Regions from separate parts of the Mus musculus genome. Here region 2 is linked to region 1. The links are chromatin loops, found by intact Hi-C in ENCODE. Cell type or tissue: heart. All regions are shown on one strand. Each heading gives the region's core, and the rest is flanking DNA. Links, peaks and the distances in the headings are about the cores only.

Region 1 (10,431 bases), core at 3,248-8,247:
GAGGAGGGCTTTAAATAAGTTTTCCATCTTCTGGAAGCAGAACCCAAGGACCCTGTAGGGAAAACAGCACTAATAGTCACGTGATAATGATGGTGAAGCGTGGGAGAGACTTGCTCTGTACGTCCTGAGCTCAATCCCCATTCTCTCAATAAAATAGGGAAGAAAAAACAAAAACCAACCAAACAAAAAATGAGGCCAGAGATTTGCCCCCAGGGGTTTGTGCGTCCCCCACCCTAGGCATTTGATCCCAGGGGTTTGTGGGTCCCCAGGCATTTGACCCCAGGGGCTTGTGGGTCCCCCCCCCAGGCATTTGACCTCAGGGGCTTGTGGGTCCTGACGGAGAACTCCATGGGACACGTGTACTTTGAACATTTCCCTTCTGTGGAGAGAAACAGGTCACTCTGTGCAATCCAGGTAATTGAGAAGTAAAAAACACAAGCCCCTGCAGAACCCAAAGAAATGCTAATATGTGCATTGCACTGAGTGTGTGCAGAGAGCGGTCTTGCCGAGGCTGGAGCAAACTATTGCTCGGTAGACAGGAAGAAAGTCTAACAGATGATCTGGTTCTCCAAGGGAGGGGAAGTCTATGCATCCAGGACTGGGGAGATGCTCAGTGGGTAAGAGCACGTGCTGTCCGGGCATGGGGGGCCTGAGTTTCGGTCCCCAGTGATCATGTTAAAATAAAAAAACAAAAAAGTCCAGTGTGGCTAGGCGCACCTATAATTACAGTGCTCAGGAGTGGGGTGTAGGCAGTGGGGTAGCTGGAACTCACTAGCCTCCGGTTTAGCCTTCTGGGAACTCCAGACTCAAAGAGAAAGACCCCCCCTGCCCCATATCAAAAACAAACAAACAAACAAACAAACAAACAAACAAAGGCAGAAAGAGATGGGACAGAACACCTGAATATTCTCTGGCCTGTGCCCTGACACACAAAGACAAATTAAAAAATCTATAAATCCAGATTTTCAAAGTAAATAAAAATAGTTGGCCCACATTGGCCTTTGTGTAAATGCCACAAAGTTACAATTCTTCCTTAGAGGCTGCCTCCTTCACTACACTCAGACTTTACACAGGCGTGGGGAATTCGAACTCAGGTCCTCCTGTCCTTACCAGTCTCAGGCCAGTCTCTCGGTCTCTTTGTGGCAGTTGAGACTCCATCTCTAGCTGTAGGGATGGCATGTGAGCCAATCAGAGACACTGAGAAGCAGCGAGATCTTCAGGTGGATCCTCTCAGTAGGGCGCCTGGGGTGGCAGGGGAACTTCACGGTTCCCTCTGGGATTCAAAGCTGAGAGGATGCAAGGGCTGGAGCTATGACTGCCCTGTGGTAACCACCCTCCCGAGATTCCATCTGGGGTCAGAACAATTGCTGAGAGCTAAAGAGCGGCAAGACCTCATGACATCTGTTTATGGTGACCAGTGAGTCTGTTCTCATGCTGACCCAGTTCATGCTGTTGTTGGGTTCTGTCATGCTGCAAGAAGTTTTTGTTATAATATGAAAACCATCAGACTTGAGCTGACCAGGGGCCATCTTTGAGTCCCAGTACCTGCCTCCTGCATCCTGCCGCACCCAGCCTGTCTCCCACCCTCTGTCTCCTCAGCTTTTTCCTCCACCTTCCCAAATTCTCTCCCTCTCTGCATCCCGCAATCCTGTAAGTTCTTCAAGACTCAGGTGGAATTCTCCTCTTCTGACCCATCAGACCCTAGAGGCAGAAGGCTGTCTCGCCTGTGTGCCCCATCTTTTCCTCGATGTTAGAAAACAACCTAGACTACCAGCTTACCAAACCAGAAAGGTTTGTTTGTGGTCCTGGTTTTACTGGTTCCAGCCGACATGTTTCAGGCCCCATGTTTTGGCCTTGTGAAGCCGCAGAACATCAGGCATGAAGTATGTGTCAAAGTCAGTTTGCACAGCTTGTGATGGCTGGGAGGGAGAGGAAGGAAGGGGTGTGGAGAAGGAAGGAGAGGAGGAAGAAAAGAGAGAGGGAGGAAGAGAGACTCCCTTTAAGGGCATGCTCCTCCCGAAATTCCCACCACGTCTCAATAACACCATGAACTGGAGATGAAGCCTTCAACATGAGTGTTGGGAGTCATTTAAGAACAAGGCCGCAGCCCCCCTTCTCTACTCCAGTTCCAAGTCCCACAGGGCAATGAGTGCTTCTGGAACCCAGTGACCGGGGATCATTCCTGTCTCTCAGCTCTTGACTGGTCCAAATTCAGACCTGGGTTAGAAAGGACTATCTCTGAGGCTTAAGTTTCTGAACAATACTCGGTTCCCAGGAGAGATGAGAAGACAGGGTAAAAGATGAGGGTGGACCAGGGCTTGGAGAGAAAAGAGCGATTGTTCTCAGAGAGAAAGAGAGTCTTTGCTGGGCGTGGGGAGGAGACCGGATGCCATCAGTCCAAATGGAGTGATTCAGAGGAAACCTGAGGAGAAAAAAAATGACCAGCGAGGCCCCAACCAACCTGTTCGGGAAGGAAGGGAAAAGTTAGAGCCAGGAATGACACAAAACAGTCACCTCACGCCCCACATCTGCACCTCTGAGATGACAAAGGCACCGGGAGAGCATCCTTGCAATGCCATAAATCCTCCAGGAGGTGAGGGGTGACAAAGGGTGAGGTCACCTCAAGCTGCTGCCTGGAACAAGCTTTCTCACCTGAAGCGGCTCTGCCACTGACAGACACACACCCAAAGCCTTCTAGAATCTTCTGTACGGAGACAAGGGCACCTCCATGAAACGTTCCTCAGAGAGCCACTGTGTGCCCGAGTGGACTGGGCGTCGCTCACTCATCGGTCACAAGTGGGCGAGTTATCTGTTCTCACTTCCTAATCTCCCTGGGCACACAGTCCCCACGCCTCCTTCCCTTGGGGCCCATAGCTTCTGTGAGTGGCAGAGCGGCTAAAGCTGACGTCATCAGTCAGCTGCGAAGAAGCCCACAAAGGCTCCAGGCTCCGACTGAGATAGCTCAGCTGATGAAGGTGCCCGAGGCCACGCCTGATGGCCTGAGATCAACCCCGGGTTCCTACACAGTGAGAGGAGAGATTTGACTCCCTTGAACTGCCTCTGACCCCACACCCATGCACTGTGGCAAGCATCCCTTCCCCCACCCCCGCAAATAAATAAACTGCTTAAAACAGCATAACTTATTCCAAACAACAAAAAGCTTGGGCTCCCCACTACTGTACACCCCTGCTTGGGGCACCACTCTTCTCCCCATCCCAGTGGCTCCCACCTTCTCATTTCCCTCAAATCTGACTCACTCACTTATAAAAGAAAAGATAATGAATGTAGCACGCTCCAGACGTTGCCCAGAGAACCTGCGACATTGGGGGAACAGAAAGACCTTTGTTACCATCCGGTTCCACACAGTCTGTGGGTCCCCATGGTGGTCCCGGTCTGGGGTCCCATTTAGGATCTGTTGCCTATTGGAGCTGAAATGCGATGGGTAATATCGATGATTGACTCAACAAGGCTCTGGGAGCATCAAGGAGACTGACTTCATCAGGAGACTGACTTCATCGCAGGCCTGGGAGGGAGGTTCTAGATCAGCTTACACAACCTGTCACTTCCTTTGATCCAAGCCATGAAGCCTTACAGCTCTCCTGGCTGGAGCTGAAGCCGGGATTCACCTCCTGCTGGAATGCAGGGACTGAAGGGGGACCATCCAGAGGTCTCCAAGGAGGGGACAAGGATAGCCAGGAGAGGTGGCTGGGAGCAATGAGATTTTGTGGAGGCTGAAGTTGCAGGCGAGAAGTCAGACTCTGAATGCAGTGGGAAGAACAGGGCGCTGAGGGCTCCCCAGCTTGGAGGAGGGGTGCAGACCTGAGATGGCCCCTTCTCCCTAGACGGTGTCTCTGCCCAGAGGGCGGGGTAGCAGGTAGCAAGCAGATATCCTTCTTTTGACAGCTGTCAGTTATGGTGCCTAAGAATTGACCCTTCCCCTATCACTCATCTATCGATATTCCCTGCTTTACAAACAGGTTATGATTCAATATGCTTGAAATAAATTGAAAATGTCCAACTCAGGAGATAGGACAGCAAAGTGCTGAGCTAGCATAGGACCATGAGCTTGTGACCTCAGCTTGTAAACTCGGGGACATGAGCTTGTAATCCCATCGCTGGAGAGGTGTAGACAGACAGGGGCCCCTGGCCTCACTGACCAGTTGTCTCAGTTTTATGGTGAATTCCAGAACAATGAGAGACCCTGTCTCAAAAAAAAAGGGGGGGGTTTGTCTCCTGAAGAATGGCAGTCAAGGTTGTCTTCTGGCTTTCACATGCATACAGACATACATGCAAGTCGGCACAGACATCCACAGGAAGGAACACCTGCACACTAGAGGGGGGGATAGTGTAAGCAGAAATGCCTTGTGGGTACACTTAACCTGTGGAACACCAGGCAATAGAGCCCATTATGCAGAATACGATATTTTCCTCAGTGAGGGTGTGACAGACAGCTGTAGCCCACGGCTGCTGCCAAGCATTGAGAAAGGGGGTCATGTTCTCTAGCCCAGGAAAGATCAAAATGCAGAAATGCAAATTTTGACTCCTCCTAAACACATAACTGTGTCACACCTTTGTCACAGTCAGCAGTCACAGATCCTGCCCCCCACCACACCCCCGGCCCTGCTCTGTCTCCAAGCTTCATTCTCAATCAAAAGGACAGCGATTTCTCAGAAATTACGAATGTCACCGACATTTCCAGTACCCCGCTGCTGCAGTCACTCCCTTAAGTGTGTCTGTGGGTCCCCATCCCCTGCCTCCAAGCCACTCAGAACTCAATCAAACAAGTTGGTTATAGACACCGGAGCCTTGGATATTTTCTTCTAAGGCGGTATTTTTGATACCCTCCCACTGTTTAAGGAAAAAGCCTTATTCCTCTGCCCTGGAAACGCTGTTATAATGCTCCATATAATCTGAAAGTCAGTTGAGCTGACAGCTTAGCATTCCTTCACTGGAGATGGCTGGCAGCCACGTAGGATGCAGAAAGTCGACCCTGGGCAGTGGTCCCAGGTTTCGCTGAGTCCTGTAGTATGAACAGATCTTTACTGGTGATGTCTGCATACAGATGCGAATAGAGGTGCGTCTTCCCAGAACATCCTTGCCCTGTGCCCACTGGGCAGGCAAGTCAGGTTTGGAGTCACAGTCTGATGTGTATAGGGCCCCTGGCAATGCTTGGAGAGACAATGATGGAAGGGAGGGGCTGTGAAGTTGGAAACTGTTGGTCCCTAGCACAGAGAAAGAATCCCGGTTCTGTCTGGCTAGTTCACTTTACACCCAACACCATCCTCACCCTAGAGGAAGTGGGTAAGACTGGGTGCTGACCTCCAAGATTCTCCAACCTCCCAACCCACCTGTCACCACACCCTCTCCACAACGTCTTGATCACACTGTTATAAAAGCTTGTGGGGCTCCTGAGCCTCGTTTCTTCCTCTAGGAAATGAGGCGTCCTCGGGTTGCCTGAAATACAGTCATACCCGACTCCTACCCGCGCGCGCGCACACACAAACACACACACACACACACACACACACACACACACACACACACACACACACACGGGCGGGAGAGAAAGAGGGAGAGGGAGAGAGAGAGAGAAAGAGGAGAGAGAACGCTGCATGCGGCCACGCCCCCGCAAGGCCACGCCCCTCACCTGCTGACCTCGCCCGCCACGTTGTCATGGCGACGCACGTACACAGGCCGGGCAGTCGCGCGGGGCGCGGGCCAAGCTGGAGACTCGGCAGAGCGCGGCGGGCCGCCTCTTCCTGGGTCTGGCAAGCAGCTCCTAGTCCGCAGGGCTCTCGGAGGAGAACAGAGCCCCAGCTTCCTCCTCCTGCCAGGTGAGTGCGGTTCCAGGGATGACTGGCAGAAAGCAGTGGCGAAGATAGGAGGCGTGTCCCTGCCCGGAGTTCTCCAATACAGGCTCCTGTTACAGGGCACTGTTCAGACACCAACCATTCCACCTTAAGTGCAGTCACACCCTGTCGCCAGACGCATCCCACATCCCTTAGGCCCCAGGATCGCCCCCTGGTGCCGCTGGAATTAGAAGGGGACTCTTTCCCTTAGGGGGTCATCCACCAGCGGGCAGAGAGATCCCTTACCAGACCTCACATGCCCAGCTATAACTCAAAAGAAAATGTACAGCTGGCTCCCACACTAAGTAGCCCTCATCAGAATATATCTTCCAAAGTCTGCCTCTAACCCATCTCTAATCCATGGTTGACGGAAGCTGTTTGGCTCATATCACAGTATCAAGAGAGAACCAACACAGTTTAACACCCTCAAATGAATACAGTACTTTCAGGCAGATGGGGGACTGTACAGGACTAGACAAAGGTGGAGAAACACCACCTAACCAAGGCAGTGAGAGAAATAGGCTGAGCTTCCAAAGCTCCGTCTAGGATTGATCCCAGAGAGGGAGGGAATGAAAGGTAGTGTCCTCCCCAGCCAGAGCTGAGCTGCCTTCCAGGTATCATTTTGGCCTTTCAGTATTTACAGAGGACTTCCATCTGCCTGTCGAAGAAGCTCCTGGCTTAGGAGATGAAGTAGTGGCCCAAACTGTCAGGATGGCAGAGGGCCCCAAGATTTCACCCTAAAGCGAGAAGCTGATAAGGGAGGGAATAAAGGCAGAGACTCCTAGACCCTCCCCATGCCTTGTCTGTCCTGCATCAGCTCTGGGGTCCGTCATGCAGGTGGGTGTGCTGGGAACACAGTTCCCAGGAGGTCAAGGCAGAAGAGTGAGACGTTCAGGGTCATCCCTGAATGCCTGTCCCCGATGAGGCTCAGTACAGGGTGGTGATGGAGAGTAGAGACCCTGAGTGTCCTTGTCACAGCTAGAGGGGGTTTCGTTTCTATCTCCAGCCTCTGTAACTCTGCTTTCCAGAAGTTTCTCGGAAGAAACAAAAATGAGGACTTGTTCTTAGACCTGGCGTTGAGATGTCTCCCGGGCGCCTGGATGCAGCTCGGTTATTATTAAAACAGAAAGATACATTATCATCAATGTTTTAGGAATGTCGGATGTCACTGAAGTGTTGATTTTTTTTTTTACCTGTGCAGAACTTATTTGGTGTGTGTTATAAGAGAGAAGTAGGGATGGATGAGTGGGAGGGACAGAAAACACGGCATTCTGGTCACAGTGGTACACACCCATAATCATAGCACCGGGAAGGAGACTGGAAAATGAGTTCATTTATACTCAGCTATAGAGTGAGTTTGAGGACAGCCTGGGCTACCTTGAGAACTTGTCTAAAACCCCCAAACCCAAGAATGATGACAAAAATATTAGCAAACTCTCCAGGTAGTGAGCTCAGAGGAATTACACCTCTACCCCTTCCTTTTCTTTCTTTTGATGTGTCTGGGGTGGGGGTGGGGGCATGGCAGCACTGTTCACACTCAGTGCCACAAAGGTCAGAAGAGGGGATTAGATCCCTGGGAACCTGGGTGATGGATGACCGTGAGCCACCATGTGGATGCTGAGAATCAAACCTGAGCCCTTTACAAACCTGAGAAGACAGTGCTTTTAGCCTCTGAGCCATATTTCTGGCTCTCTTCGCTTTTGTTTCTTTCTTTGTACCCTCACCTACCCTCAAACTCACAATCCTCCTGTCTCAGCCTCCCCAGGGCCAGGTCACAGGCACGCACCACCACATCTGGCTCTCTGTCCACTTTAAAGATCTCCGTATATTCGACATTTTCCTCATAAGATGATGGAGGGAATCTGTGCAGAGTCCTGATCACATAGAATCCTTCATCTTCGTACTTTGCCTTTAGAAGTCAGTCCTTGGACCAGGGAGATGGCTCAGCAGGTAAACGTACTTGCCAAAGGAGCCTGGGGAGGTGTGTTTGAGTTTTGATCCCCATCACCCACCCACAGCGGAAGGAGGAAACAGATGCCTGCAAGTTGTCCTATGATCTCCATATGCTTACTGAGGTGTACAGATATCTCAGTAACACACACACACACACACAGTTTTAAAATAAAAATCGAAAGCATCCTTTCCTAATTTCAGTATATGGAGAAGTGCAGCAACTTACAAAGCAAGAATCAGTTGAAGCCTGCTTTTTCCATTGGCTGACTCCTGGTGCTTTGAACTCACTGGGAGCCTGTGGGTCTCTGACCTGGAGTGTAAGAGGCCCAACTTAGCATCAGTAATAGCTGATGGAGTCTGTTGTTGCCAGGCAACCTGGGAGAGAGTAACTCACCCGCAGTGTCTGAACTAGTAAGCGCTGGGTCATAACCAAGCAAAAACGAGCAGTGGGTGTCACGAGCAGTGGGTGTCACGGAGAAGAAGGCCGAGGGAGGGGGCAGCCGCTGTCTGTGACATTTGGGTTGTGGTTGGGATATTTGGAGCTCTGTTTTGTTTCTCTAGTTAAGAAAAAACATCGGGAATCTGGAGAGGTGACTCGGGTTAGTTAGAGGTTCTGGAGAGGTGACTCGGGTTAGTTAGAGGTTCTGGAGAGGTGACTCGGGTTAGTTAGAGGTTCTGGAGAGGTGACTCGGGTTAGTTAGAGGTTCTTACTGCTCTTGCAGAGGGCCCAGGTTCAGACCTGCGCACCCAGGTGGCATGGCAGGTCACAGCCGCTTGTAACTTCAATGCCAGGGGATCTGATGCCCTCTTCTGACCTCTGCATGCCCCTGCATATACCTGGTGCACATACATACCCTCAAGCACATATATGTTCACATAAGATAAATAAATAAATTTATTTTTTAAAAAAAAAAGAGTACATTCTGCTGATGTTTAAATGGACCAGTCATGTGAAACCGCGCCAATTCCTCCCCCAGCCCCAGACCCTTTTCTATAAAAAACCCATAGCTTTCAAGCCTCATGGTCGAATCCACTGTCTCCTGCATGAGATACTTTTCGACCCGGAGCTCCACCATTAAACTACCTTGTGTATTTACAGAGAGAGAGAGAGAGAGAAAAATGCCTTGAATTTGATTATCATATTTCAATGCTTCTCTGTTAGTGATCACTATTAGGAAAGATGACCTTCAAAAGACAGAGCTAGTCCATCACCTGGACACTCCCTGTCTCCCTCTCCCTCAGGACTCCATGACATCAGGAGACCCCAATTCATCCACTCAGGCTTAGAATGTGTTTCTCTAACCAAACCCTTTCTGGACCCTCCTGTAGGGAAATCAGAAAGAATGAAAGCGTATTTGAAGAGCGCTGATGGCTTTTTTGTCCTGAATAAAAGCACCACAATCGGCAAGCATGCAGATTCAGACCTCGTCTTACAGGTGAGGTACACGGCGTACGCCTGTCCCATGCACCCCGCCCCCCCAGCTCTCCTCCATGTGAGGTAGACTTGAGTCTCCCTAAGCCCAACTGCCACAGGTAGCAAGCAGCCAACTCTGTCCTTGGACAGCCAAGATCCATGCAGGAATCTTCCCGATGGCAGAGGGGAGCTGGCATTTGGTATCGGAAGGTGATGGGCCTTCTGTTAGTTAACAAACTCATGTCCTTACAGGTCCCAAATTGCCCCCCTGTCCAGAAGCAGCGTTCTGGGGGAGCTTAGAAGGGGTGCGCGGGGCAAGTACATTGAAGTGTTCTTCTTTACCATGTGCCCAGGGAAGGGTCTCTTTTTCCAACACCCCTCCAAGGCCTTCCCTTTCCATAGCTTGGCTCTAAGGGGCCCCTGGAGCCCAGGAAGCTCCAAGGTGAAGCCTTGGGCTTAGCCGTAGTCTCTCGTAATTGAACTTCATTTTCTGACGAGCTGTGGTTTGGTGGTCCAAAGCCTCAATTCACTGACAGCTGAGGAAGTGGAAGAAAGAGATGAATAATGAAAACAGAGACTCAGAAGCTCTTTAAATATTCAAGCAGGCTAAAATATTTTAGAGAGACGTGGGATGGGGCCTCCCACAGCAGAGGAGCTAGCTTCCCTGAAACCTTGCGCCACAAGCCTTTAATAAGCTTTTTTTTTTTTTTTTTTTGAAAAGGGAGACGGAGTGTGCCCCTCACACTGTTTCCTGGGTGGTTATGCTAGTGTGATGTATGTATAACAGCATCAAAGCAGTCCAGAGCACGGGCCGTATGTATGTGTGTAGCAGGGGTTGCCTGTGGAGGGTAGGTACCCATGATTTTATCATGGGTGCAGATTCATTTGCAGAAGCCAAGATGCCAAACAGCTCACCACCGGAGATCTAGACACCACTTCCTAGTTACAGTGGCCCCTCCCACAACCACCCCTAAGCCCTGAAACCAGTACTGTCTTCTCCACGTCGATAATTCTGTTGTTTGAGGAAAGTTACTTTAATTAAATCATACGGTGTGTGATTCAGGGTTTGATTTGAGTTGGTTTCCCTTTCCCTCAGGCCTAGAGATGCACTTAGGTTGCTAGCTTGTTTCTTTTTATTGCTGAGTAGCAGACCACGGTACAGACATGGTGCCGTTTGCTTAGCCGGTCATATACTGGAAACGGTGATTATCTCTA
Region 2 (10,431 bases), core at 2,730-7,729, 69 kb before region 1:
AAGAAGAAGAAGAAGAAGAAGAAGAAGAAGAAGAAGAAGAATTCTACCTCAAGAATCTGCTGAGCTCGGAGTTCTTTAAACAACAACAAAATAAACAAACCAAAGCCAAACAATAACAACACAGGACAGAAAAAGAGAAGCTGTACCAAGTGCTGGGACGTCCCTCCAAGTTCTGTTCCCAGCTTCTGGCTTGTCCCCACTGGCCCATTGACTCCGGGAAAGTAGGCGGAGAGCATAGTTCTGAAATTAATTATTTTTCAGGAAATGAGACAAAACCTGTTTCCTTTAAACACTCTGATTTTGCATAGCATCACGTGAGCCCAGTTGGCCTGCTACAAGGAGCTGATTCAGCCCTTAGAGAGGATGGGCCAGTATCACTCCTGAAGTATTCACTCCTGAAGCCCGGAATACAAGACATGTCACTTCCTGATGACCAATAGGGATAATCCAGCCGGAGGCCAGGTTGCACACATGTGTGACTTAGTGCTGACTGTGGGAGAGCCAGGGGCAAAGATGTTTGAGTTCAGCTCTTCTAAGATGCAGCAGTCAGGTCCAGTAAGGATAAGTGGGAATCTACATTCAGGAGGCTGAGGCCAGCTTCTGATTAAAAAAACAAATGGGTAAAACAGGGACCTAGGAGGGAAAATAGTGACAGATGGCAGAAGCCACAGCCAGCAATGGAAGGCACAGGACTGACAGCTGGTGCCTGACCAGCTTCTAAATATTTATAAACATATTCAAAACTTTTAAATTAGATTTACTTACTTATGTGTGCATGTTCTCACTCGCAAGTGTGGAGGTCAGAGGGCAATTTGGGGGGTGGGGAACTGTCTCTCTTGTCAAGTGAGTCCCTAGGGTCGAATTCAAGTCAATACACGTATTACCCACTGAGCCACCCCCGCTGGCCCAAAGCAAGTAGATCAGTTGTTATTTTGTGTGTGTGTGTGTCTGTGTTGGGGGCAAACCTATGCTACAGTGCTCATGTGCTGGTCAGAGAGAAGCATGGTGGGCCTGTTCACCTTCATTTGGGTCTGGAAATTGAACTCATGTCATCGAGGTTTTGCAGAATGCATTTTACCCATTGTGCCATCTTGCTGGCCCATGAGCACATTTTTTTTTTAAATTGAGTAGATCATTTTCTTTCCACTGACACATAATCAGAAAAGGGTCTAATCACTGACCAGTGGCAATAGATGGTTCTTTTTTCTTTTTCTTTTTCTTAGTGAGGTTTTGGGGGTTGGGTTTTTTTTTTTTTTTTTTTAGTTTTTGATTTTTGGTGTGTGTACCACACAAAGTTATCCTCAAAAAGGGTGACCCTGATCTTCTGATCCCCCTGCCTCAGTTCCCAAAGGCACTGGGGTTACCTGCGTGCATCACCAAGCCCCGCTAGACACTCATTTTCAAGCATCACGTGTCCAGAGTTCAAGAATGGTCCATCAGACAAGCCCGCTCTAAAGAGTCCTGTGTTCCCGAGTGGGCAGTTCAGGTCTCAGCAACTGCAGTTCAGATGTCATGGGGGCTCACACAGAGCATCGCATCCTGCTGCTGCCTCTGATACTCATATTGATCCTGCAAAGGAGAGTATTCTTAGCATCACTATTTTTATTCTGTCTTCTTCTCGATGTGCTGAGGATGGGACCCGGGGCCACACGTAGGCTACGCATTTCATTATTGTAATCGTCAATACGAGACAGGGTATTACACGTAGCCCAGGCTGGCCTCAAATTTAGCTGTATACACAAGGATGACTTGCAGTTCTGATCCTCCTGCCTCCACCTCCTTAGTGCTAGGATTTCAAGAGTGTGCCACCCCACTGAGGCTTATGCCCTGCTGGGAAGAAACGCAGGTAGGGCAAACACTCTACCACTGAGCTACATCTTCAGACCCTATTTTAAGACTTATTTAACTTAATTAGTTTGTTGTTTTTGGAGAGAGTTTCATTAAGTTACTCAAGCTAGGTCTGGAGATGCAGTGTAATGGAAAAGTACTCAGTTCCCATACATGAGGCCCACGTTTCGACACTCACTGATAACAAAAGAAGGTTGCCAAGGTGACCTCAAATGTGCCATCCTCCTGCCTCAGCATCTGAAGTATCTGGGGCCATAGGCATCTGCCTCCTGTGTACCTAGCCAGCATCACTGTTTTTACATTTAAAGAAAGAAACTGAGGCCCAGAGAGAATAAGACATTTTCCCAAGGTCACACAGTTCAAAATGGCAGAGAAGCCAAAAAAAAAAAAAAAACAATAAAGACAGATCTGATGAAATCTTATCCTCTTTCTAAATCCGTGAATCAAGCTATATCCTGGTGTCTCTTGAGAGAAGAGCTTTCCAGTGGACTGTCAGCAGAAGGGCTGGTGAAATCAGCATTGGCCTATACAGCTGAGAGGCTAGATGTATCCATTCCCCGTGGCTACTGTAACAAATTGCCAGGAACTGCTGCAGGGCTTAGAGAAACAAGGTTACAGTTTTGGAGGTCAGGTAGCAGCTTCTCCCAGGCTAAAATCAGTAACAAGTGTGAGGACCCTTAGCAGGTGGGAAGTCCCTTCTGGGCTTTCTACCACATAATCTATTCCTATCATTTCCAGCTTTTCTAGGCCGCTAACATCCCTTGGCTGTCACAGGATCCCTTTCAGAAGCTTTCTCTGACCCCTTCTTCCCCTGCAACATCTCAGATACGACCGACCCTCCTACCTTCCTCTGACAAAAGCCCCTGTGACCTCTTTGGGTGACCCTGATCTCCAGATTCACAGCTTGATCATACCTGCAGTCTACCACCTAAGGTCCTGGGTTCCGGAGACTTGAGATGTGAACAGCTTTGGGCGCCCATTATCCTGCCAGCTCTTGGAAATTCTAGGTGTGGGTATTCTGAGCCAGGGCTGCAGAGACAGCCCCAGTGCTGGCAGATCCAAGAATAGAATCTTCTCATTTTTGAGGCCTCCCCTGAAAAGTCAGAAAGATCTTCCTCTTAGTGCTCTGTGAAGGTTGGATGTTTGCAGCACAGGATTCAATAGACAGCATCCATTATCCAACCCCAACCCCGATGTCCTGTGATAATAGATGCTCTGGCTAGGGTTCCTACTGCTGCAATGAAACACCATGACTGTGTGTGTGTGTGTGTGTGTGTGTGTGTGTGTGTGTGTGTGTGTATTTGGCTTAGGCTTCTACATTACTGTTCATCATTGAAGGAAATCAGGCAGGAACTCAAGCAGGGCAGGAACCTGGAGGCAGGAGCTGATGCGGAGGCCATGGAGGGATGCTGCTTACTGGCTTGTTCCTCATGATTGTTCTGACTGGTTTCTACAGCACTCAGGACCCAGAGGTCCCCACAATGGACTGCACACACACACACACACACACACACACACACACACACACACACACACACACCCTACTAATCACTAATTAAGAAAATGCCCCACAGACTTGCCCACAGCCTGATCTTATGGAGGCATTTTCTCAGTTGAGAATCCCTCAACAAATATAACTATAACTTGTGTCAAGCTCACATAAAACTAGACAGCACAATAGGTAATAGAAGTCACTGTTTGAGATTCGCATCTTTGGATCGTTTCCCCTAAGGACACATGCCTCCGGTCCTGGTGAGGTAGCAGCGTGGTGGGATAAGGAGGCAGGCAGCTCCTGGGTGGGAAGAGGTAAGAAAAAAGAAACACATTAAGGCAGAAGGTTGGACAGTGTGCGATGCGACTCTTTTAGTTTTCCTCTCAGCTCAGCTTTGGCTGTTAAGTCCTTGGTCTCTCCCCGCTTGGAAGAGACAGACCTGCCCAGCTAGATTAGATGCGGTGTAGGGGCAGGTCTAGAGCTGAATCCCGGCATGGAAAAGTACCAGTATTCCTTGCTTCCACCTCTGGGACTCTCTGAATGACCTGCCTCGAGTCTGTCAGGGTGAAATGCAAACTATAGGCCCGGGCTGTGCCGGGTGGAGAGGTTGAGGGAGAATGTTCAGGAGGCGAGGCGGGGCGGGGCGGGGGTGGGGTCACCCAGGCCGGGTTCAGAGTAAGGACGTGAAATGTTAGCAGTTACTCTTGCGCTCCGAACCTGTTTCCAAAAATGCCCTTTTCACTTCCCAAATCACAAGCCATTTCCCAATTAATCCCTTTCTATCAGTGCAAATAAGAAGTAGCAGTGTATAGAGTGTGATTGGACTCCGGAAGTATACAGCTCGGGAAGTATGTACCCAGGAATTCCAAGTGAACTTGGCTGCAGCCAAGCTGTGCGGTTTATCCAGAAAGCGGACTTTCAATCTCTCTCTCTCTCTCTCTCTCTCTCTCTCTCTCTCTCTCTCTCTCTCACACACACACACACACACACACACACACACACACACCAGTAGGAGGCGCCTTTTAACCCCAGCCGAATCCTCTGACACCCGGCTGCCCAGGGACTTCTCAAGCCTTGAACTTCAAAGAGCTGGCTGCGCACCCACGAAGCCACCCAGGTCGAGATTCAGAGCTGGCAGGGCACATAGATCTGTGCCTGGAGTCGTGGGGTTCCCAGGCAAACTTCCAGCCAGGTGAGGCGCCACTCAGTTCAGATCACCCTCCCCGGCTCCAGGCGGAGGGAGAAGCCAGCCTGTGATTCGCTGGAAAGTTTTCTGCCAAGCTGGGAACGCGCCCCTTACGGGAACACTCCCGAGCTAGACTAGGGCTCGAAGTGGCGATCCGGAGGGCGTCCGGGACACCAGAGAGTGGGAAGCTGACCGAAAGCGTGAGCTGAGAGGCTGGGAAAACTTCCCTTCCTTCCTCCTTCCCTCCTCCGCCCATCATTGGGCTTGGCTGCCTGGAGCCGCAGGAGCGGCGGCCTGCGCGCACAAGAAGGTGAGTTTACAGCCAGGTGAGGTCGCCGAACAGGGACTCCCAGCTCCCATTATCCCTCAAGTGCCCCAGTAGACAGCCATTCCCCAGCCTCAGAGTAGGAGGTCCGGGACCCTGCACTGCGTTGCAGGGCCAGGCCCTCCAGCCTGCTCCGCCCCAGGGTCCGGGTCCCCGCCTGGTGGCGTAGGGCGCAGGGTGGGCAGGTGGGCGGTGCCTCCTGCGGGCGCCCTCGGTCCCTCCCTCCTGCTCTCGCTGCTTTGGGCCGCGCTGGCTGATCGCCACAGAGGTCCCCGGGCTGCGCGCCCTCTCCACGCTGTGCTCCCCGGCTCCGGCTCCGCGGCCCGCGATTGCCTGGGGTGGGGGTGTCGCGAAACCCCCAGCCCCGGGCCTGCGGACAGAGACCAAGCGTGGCCCTTTGCCTTCGGGGTGAGTCTGCGTCCTCGCGCCGAAAAGAGCACGGTAGGGCCCGGGTTGGGTATCCGTGCGTCCGGGAGCATCATGTCGGACATGTTCCTCAGGGGACTCCACTCCGCCCCCCCCCCCCCCCCGCACCCTCTGTAGCCGCACCCGGCTGATGTGGAGTTCTCCCGCCTCCCCGCGTCGCTCTGGCTTTGGCCTCGAGGGCCCCCTGTTGGCGGGGACAGGTTCCATCCGCTTGTGCCTGGACAGAGCACCTGGGCACTTTTGAGAGGAAAGAACTTGGATAGGGCACTGAGCCGGCCGTGGGAGCCTCTGTCCTAGTAATGTAGGGGTGGACATTGTGTATTCTTACTTCCTTCTGACTGTTACCGGATTAAGAAGCAATCGAGGGGTGGAGAGCCAGCGGTCCTCCAGGGTCCTTAGTTTCTTCGCCTGTAAAATAGGAGTGACTATAGGAGCCCGAGGAGCCCTAGGCTGAGGCTAAGTATTCGCAGACCAATGACTGTAAATTAAGTTACAGGGTGCAGGGGAGAACAAAATACCGACGACATAGTAAGTTTGCTTGTAATTGATATGAATGTTGTGGGTGCATTTGAGGAGGGAACGCCAAGTTTGATTTGGCCACTTTGAGAATTTTTTTCTCACGCACAAGGTAGGAGCAGGAGACCTGTCAGTGGGGGACCCTGCAAGGTGGTGGGTTTCTCCTCTGATGATATATGTGACCCTGAGCCAGGTCCTTGGCCAATATGGAAACTTAGAGATGAAGTCAGGAGTGGAGTGAAGGGGCAGGACCTAGGCGAGTTAAGCAGGCTTGGGGGGGGGGGGTAGGGATCCCCACCTGTCCACTTCAGGGCTTCCTCTAGTTCCTCTAGCTTTTGTTTTGAAAGCAAACTTGAAGGTTGGCTTCTTAAGAGAAGGGTCAAGAGCTTTCCCACTGAGACCTGTCATTCAAAGGTCCTTGGGGGGAGTTACTCCTTTCCAAATATCTCCCTCAGAACCAGATCAAAGGTTCCCCCAACCCAGACAGAAAGAAAAGGGTGAGCAGAGAAAAAGAGACTGGTGGCCATTCTGTTGGTCATTGGGCATCACCCAAAGCCAGCCCTGTCTAATTGGGAAATCAAGGAAGTCAGCGGTAGATATGACAAGGGCTGTGTGATGATGGTGAGCCAAGTCACCTCACCCCCTCTGAGCCTGTCTCCTCCTCCAAGTCTGGAGTGCCGACCTCCTGGACTGCAATAAGGCTTTGGTGGCACACACTCTGTAATTACTGTATTAGGGGGGCTTAGAGAGAGACGAAAGTGGGTACTGGTGTAGTCATCAGGACGTTGGTATCCCTGGAGGACAGGAGAGAAAGATGTCAGAGCAGACGAGATGACAGGAACAATAATATGGAGGTCTATAGGTGTGCGGATGTGCTGGCTGGGGTACCATTTGAGTAGTGTGCATGGGTTTGTGAGCAGGTTGAGGGGAAAGTTAAAGGTCTGGGGGTTTACGATGAGATGGACTGGATAGGCAGTAGGGTGAGGGAGCTGCGGGGACGGGGGTGGAATGGGACCATCCCACAGAGGTGAGCAGAGGTAGACCAAGCATTTTGTGTAAACCAGGAGCTGCCGACAGTGGACATTGTAGACACACATCCTATTCTAGGTTTTAGGGCAGGGAGTCGTCTGACCTTACCATTCAGATAATTCTGGTGTGAGGGTTGGGGCAGTGGTCTCAGGAGTAGAGTACTTGCTTGTGATGCAAGGCCCTGGGTTCCATCCCTGGCACTGTACAAGTCACAACAACAGCAATGAGACAGTCTTAAACTTTTATTCAAAAAGACAGCCAGGAGCAGGAAATCTGGCTCTGGACAGTAGAGACACTGAGGGGCACTGTGTAGGAGACCATACAGGAGGCAAGGATCAACTTGTGACCTTCACATGTGACTGATGATCGAGGGCATGATCCCTGGACTCTGTAGGAGGCCCAAATGGCTGCTCTCTTTCCTACCAGAGAGCCCATGAGTTCCCAGGATATTGTCAGAGCCCCGGACCCTCCAGCGGTTGCTTGGGTTCCTGACGTCACAGGTTCCGGGCCTTCTCTGGCCACAGTGAGAACAGAAGAGGCCACTCCTGCTGATGTCCTCCAGGAGCAGTGTGGCCTTTCGGGTTTTTTGGGGTGGGGCCCCTGATGTACACCAGCATACTTCTGCATTTTTGCCCTTCCCTGTTCTGAGTGAGGCTGGCAGGGAACCTCTCCCGTCTCTTGTTGCAGTTGCAGATCAAAAAGAGATCCCAGGGCGGATTCTAGGGAGTCAGCGGCCCTGGGAAAGTTCCAGGAGCTTCCGTCTCTCCACGGGGCGTGAGGAATCTGCATCTGGCTGGCTGCTTCCTTTCACTTTTATGGTCAATGCCCTGGCACTCAGGGATACATCCTGCACTTAGCAGCCTCGGAAACACCCTCCGTGTGTGTGTGTGTGTGTGTGTGTGTGTGTGTGTGTGTGTGTGTGTGTGTGTGTGTGTGTGTGAAGTCTCTCATTGCCTGGAGGCAACAGGAGGATCCTGGAGTGTGGCAGGTGGAGGGGAGCGTCTAGCTGTCCGTACACCACATCCATGGGACCCGCTCATGTAACTCAGAAAGACCAGAGACCTGCAGCAGATAGGTGCGCATCTCCCTTCTGGGGTCCTTCATGCGATCCTGGGGGTGGGGCCTGGTGGTCACATGGGGGACAGCTTGGATGATTCCATAGTTTCTGGGTCTTTCTGGACGTTCCATCTACTCCTGCTTCCTCCCAGCCTGGACAGGTGGCGCAGCCTAGCATGGCCTGACAGTGTATTCTCCCCCCCACCCCCCCGCCCCCGCGCGCGCGCATCCCCTCCTCCAGCCCTTGGCGCCAGGCCTCCTCTCCTGGGAGCTCTTGTTTGGTTTTCCTTCCCTGCCACAGGCCAGGCTGCCCCGACCATTTCCAGATGGTCCAAGACAGGGGCCAGAAATCTCACAGGTGGGTCTGTGCTAAGCTGTTGCAGCCACCACACCTTGGGTTGATTCTCTCAAGCCCCAGCCCCATCTCAGAATGGCAGCTTGGCCCTGGCACTCTGCCTGCCTGCCGCCGTTCAGCTGTTCCTTCCCTCTGGCTCCTTTCTCCCCTGGCCTAGATTTACAGGCTCAGCTGCCCTCACATTTGCATGCCGGTCACTTTAGGACCTAGGATGTTGGAACCAGCAGCAGGGGGACCTTAGCTTCAGAAGTCCAATCTCCTAATCTTACCAATAGGGAAACTGAGGCCTGAGGAGAGGGAAGAGCATGCCTGAGATTAAAGCCAGGTCCAGGCCTTGGTTTTCCCAGTTCTGTCTTAGATGATTTATTGTTATATTTTATTTACTACTGGTGTGTATGTGTAGGTGCGTGCACGCCAAGGCATGTGTATAGAGGCCAGAGGAAAACCTTTGGCAGTCAGTTGTCTCTTCTTCCTTGATTTCTGGGGGGGATGGGAACTCAGGTCGTCAGCCTTGGCAGCAAACATCTTTACCTGCGGAGCCATCTCACCAGGCTGTCTTGGATGTTTCTCAGAACCCTCCTGTTTGTTTGTCTGCTGTGTGACAATCTCACGGAGCCCAAGCTGACTTTGAACTCTGTATGTAGCTGAGGGTGGCTTCTGGTCCTCCTGCCTCACCTCCTGAGTATAAGGGCTATCGATATCCAACACCACACCCAGCTTATGTGGGGCTGGAGCTGGGGCCCCTTGCTCGGGTTTACCATTGTCAGATCCTGTCTGCTCATTGTCATCTGGAAGGGGGCTGCTGGTGACATGTCTGACACTCCCCTCATCCACTGAGCCATACAGGTGTCTCTGCATCTGCAGACTAAGGAAACCGCTGCTGCTCCAGATGTCAAACACACACATGCCTTGTAAGGACAGGAAGGGACTGTGTCATAGACCCAGCAACACTGGCTGTAAAGCTGGCTGAACTTACTCTGCAGTGCTACGTCTGGTTTTGCATCCTGAAGGGACAAGTTTTCCCCTACACGCTCCGACATGCTAGACTCATGACCTTCTAAATGGTGGCGATCAGCAATTCAGGAGTCTGCCTTTTAGGGTCAGTTCAGTCAGGACACTTCCTTGACTCTAACACAATTCAAGGTGCATGGGGCTTCGTGGTCCACGTTTCCGTGTGTGTCGAGGAGACATCTGATCCTCATGAGGTCTTTAGAAAGAGGAAGCTGGCATTTGGATGGGGCTGCTGGGAGCCCAAGGTCACACAGAGGAAGAGTCTAATTTTAGCTGTGTTCATTTTAAGCCAACCAGTGGTACCACCCCTGGTACCATGGCTTCGCCAGACTAGGCATCCCTGGGGTGCCTGATTTGGGCTTGTTCATTTCAGCCCTTCTTCTCAGGAGCAGGGGGCGAAAGTAGAGGCTGAAGAGATGCCTCAGTGGCTAAAAGCACTTGCTATACAATCATGGCATCAGATTCCTACTTTCATGTAACAGGCTAGGCATCTCTCCTTTGCTGGTAACCCAGATCTGTAGGGTTTACTGGCTTCCAGTCTAGATGAGAAAAACAAAAAAACAAAAAACAAAAAAACAACAACAACAAAAAAAACAAGAACAAAACCCAAAAAACAAAAAACACCAAGGTTCAGAGAGAGACCTTGCCTAAAAGAATAAGGTAGAAAGTGCTAAAGGATGACACATGGACCCTCTTCTGGCCTCTGCACATGTGCACTGGTACACACACACACACATACACACTAATGGGCACATAACACTTACATGGGCACACACACTTTAAAGATTTTTAAAAGATGTTTTAAAGAATCAAAGACCAAATAAAATGTTCGAGAACTTGCTTCCTGGGCAAGGGAGATCCTCCTGTGGGGATCAGACTTCTGGGAAGGGACATTTGTAGTACATTGGAAGTCCTGACCAGACGATAGGTGTCTTCCAGGCTAACACTTGTCCACTGTGGGCATCTTTTATTTGTTCGGGTTTATTTTATTTTTTGAGACTGGGGTGCCTCGTATCCCAGGCTGGCTTTCATTAGCTATATAGACAAAGATGGCCTTGAACTCCTGACCCTCCCGCCCCCACCTCTCCAGTTCTGAGATGGCACGCATGTGCCACCGGTTTATATAGCATCTGATCAGTGGGTTTGACGGTCAGTTAAATGTTCTTGCCCTGTCTTTATAAAAAGTG

What was found. Hi-C counts contacts between places; a loop is a spot of excess contacts. Peaks named below come from ENCODE experiments on the same cell type or tissue, not always from the same donor. Only the 100,000 strongest peaks of a DNase experiment are listed, where the experiment ranks them.
Region 2: it touches region 1 in a loop (3-fold over the local background); 33 of 42 quality-filtered maps call a loop at or near these places.

The regions. Positions count from the first base shown.
Region 1 is chr4:142,010,352-142,020,782 of GRCm38, reverse strand. It overlaps Fhad1 (forkhead-associated (FHA) phosphopeptide binding domain 1), which reads left to right and starts at 9,132. Exons shown (of 32, transcript NM_177868.4): 1 at 9,132-9,238. The coding sequence starts at 9,146. It overlaps 4930455G09Rik (RIKEN cDNA 4930455G09 gene), which reads right to left and starts at 2,885. Exons shown (of 2, transcript NR_131014.1): 1 at 2,653-2,885. In heart, for the core only: a CTCF peak has its summit at 6,006 (motif pointing left); a DNase peak (open chromatin) is centred at 5,732; H3K4me3 peaks cover 1,202 bases; H3K27ac peaks cover 1,745 bases; H3K27me3 peaks cover 2,507 bases.
Region 2 is chr4:142,078,890-142,089,320 of GRCm38, reverse strand. Tmem51 (transmembrane protein 51) reads left to right here and starts at 5,017. Exons shown (of 3, transcript NM_145402.3): 1 at 5,017-5,259. Tmem51os1 (Tmem51 opposite strand 1) reads right to left here and starts at 5,023. Exons shown (of 5, transcript NR_027137.1): 1 at 4,347-5,023; 2 at 3,508-3,640; 3 at 2,763-2,941; 4 at 2,027-2,445; 5 at 1,220-1,569. In heart, for the core only: CTCF peaks have their summits at 5,257 and 5,477 (motif pointing left); DNase peaks (open chromatin) are centred at 4,840 and 5,440; H3K4me3 peaks cover 2,967 bases; H3K27ac peaks cover 2,645 bases; H3K27me3 peaks cover 711 bases.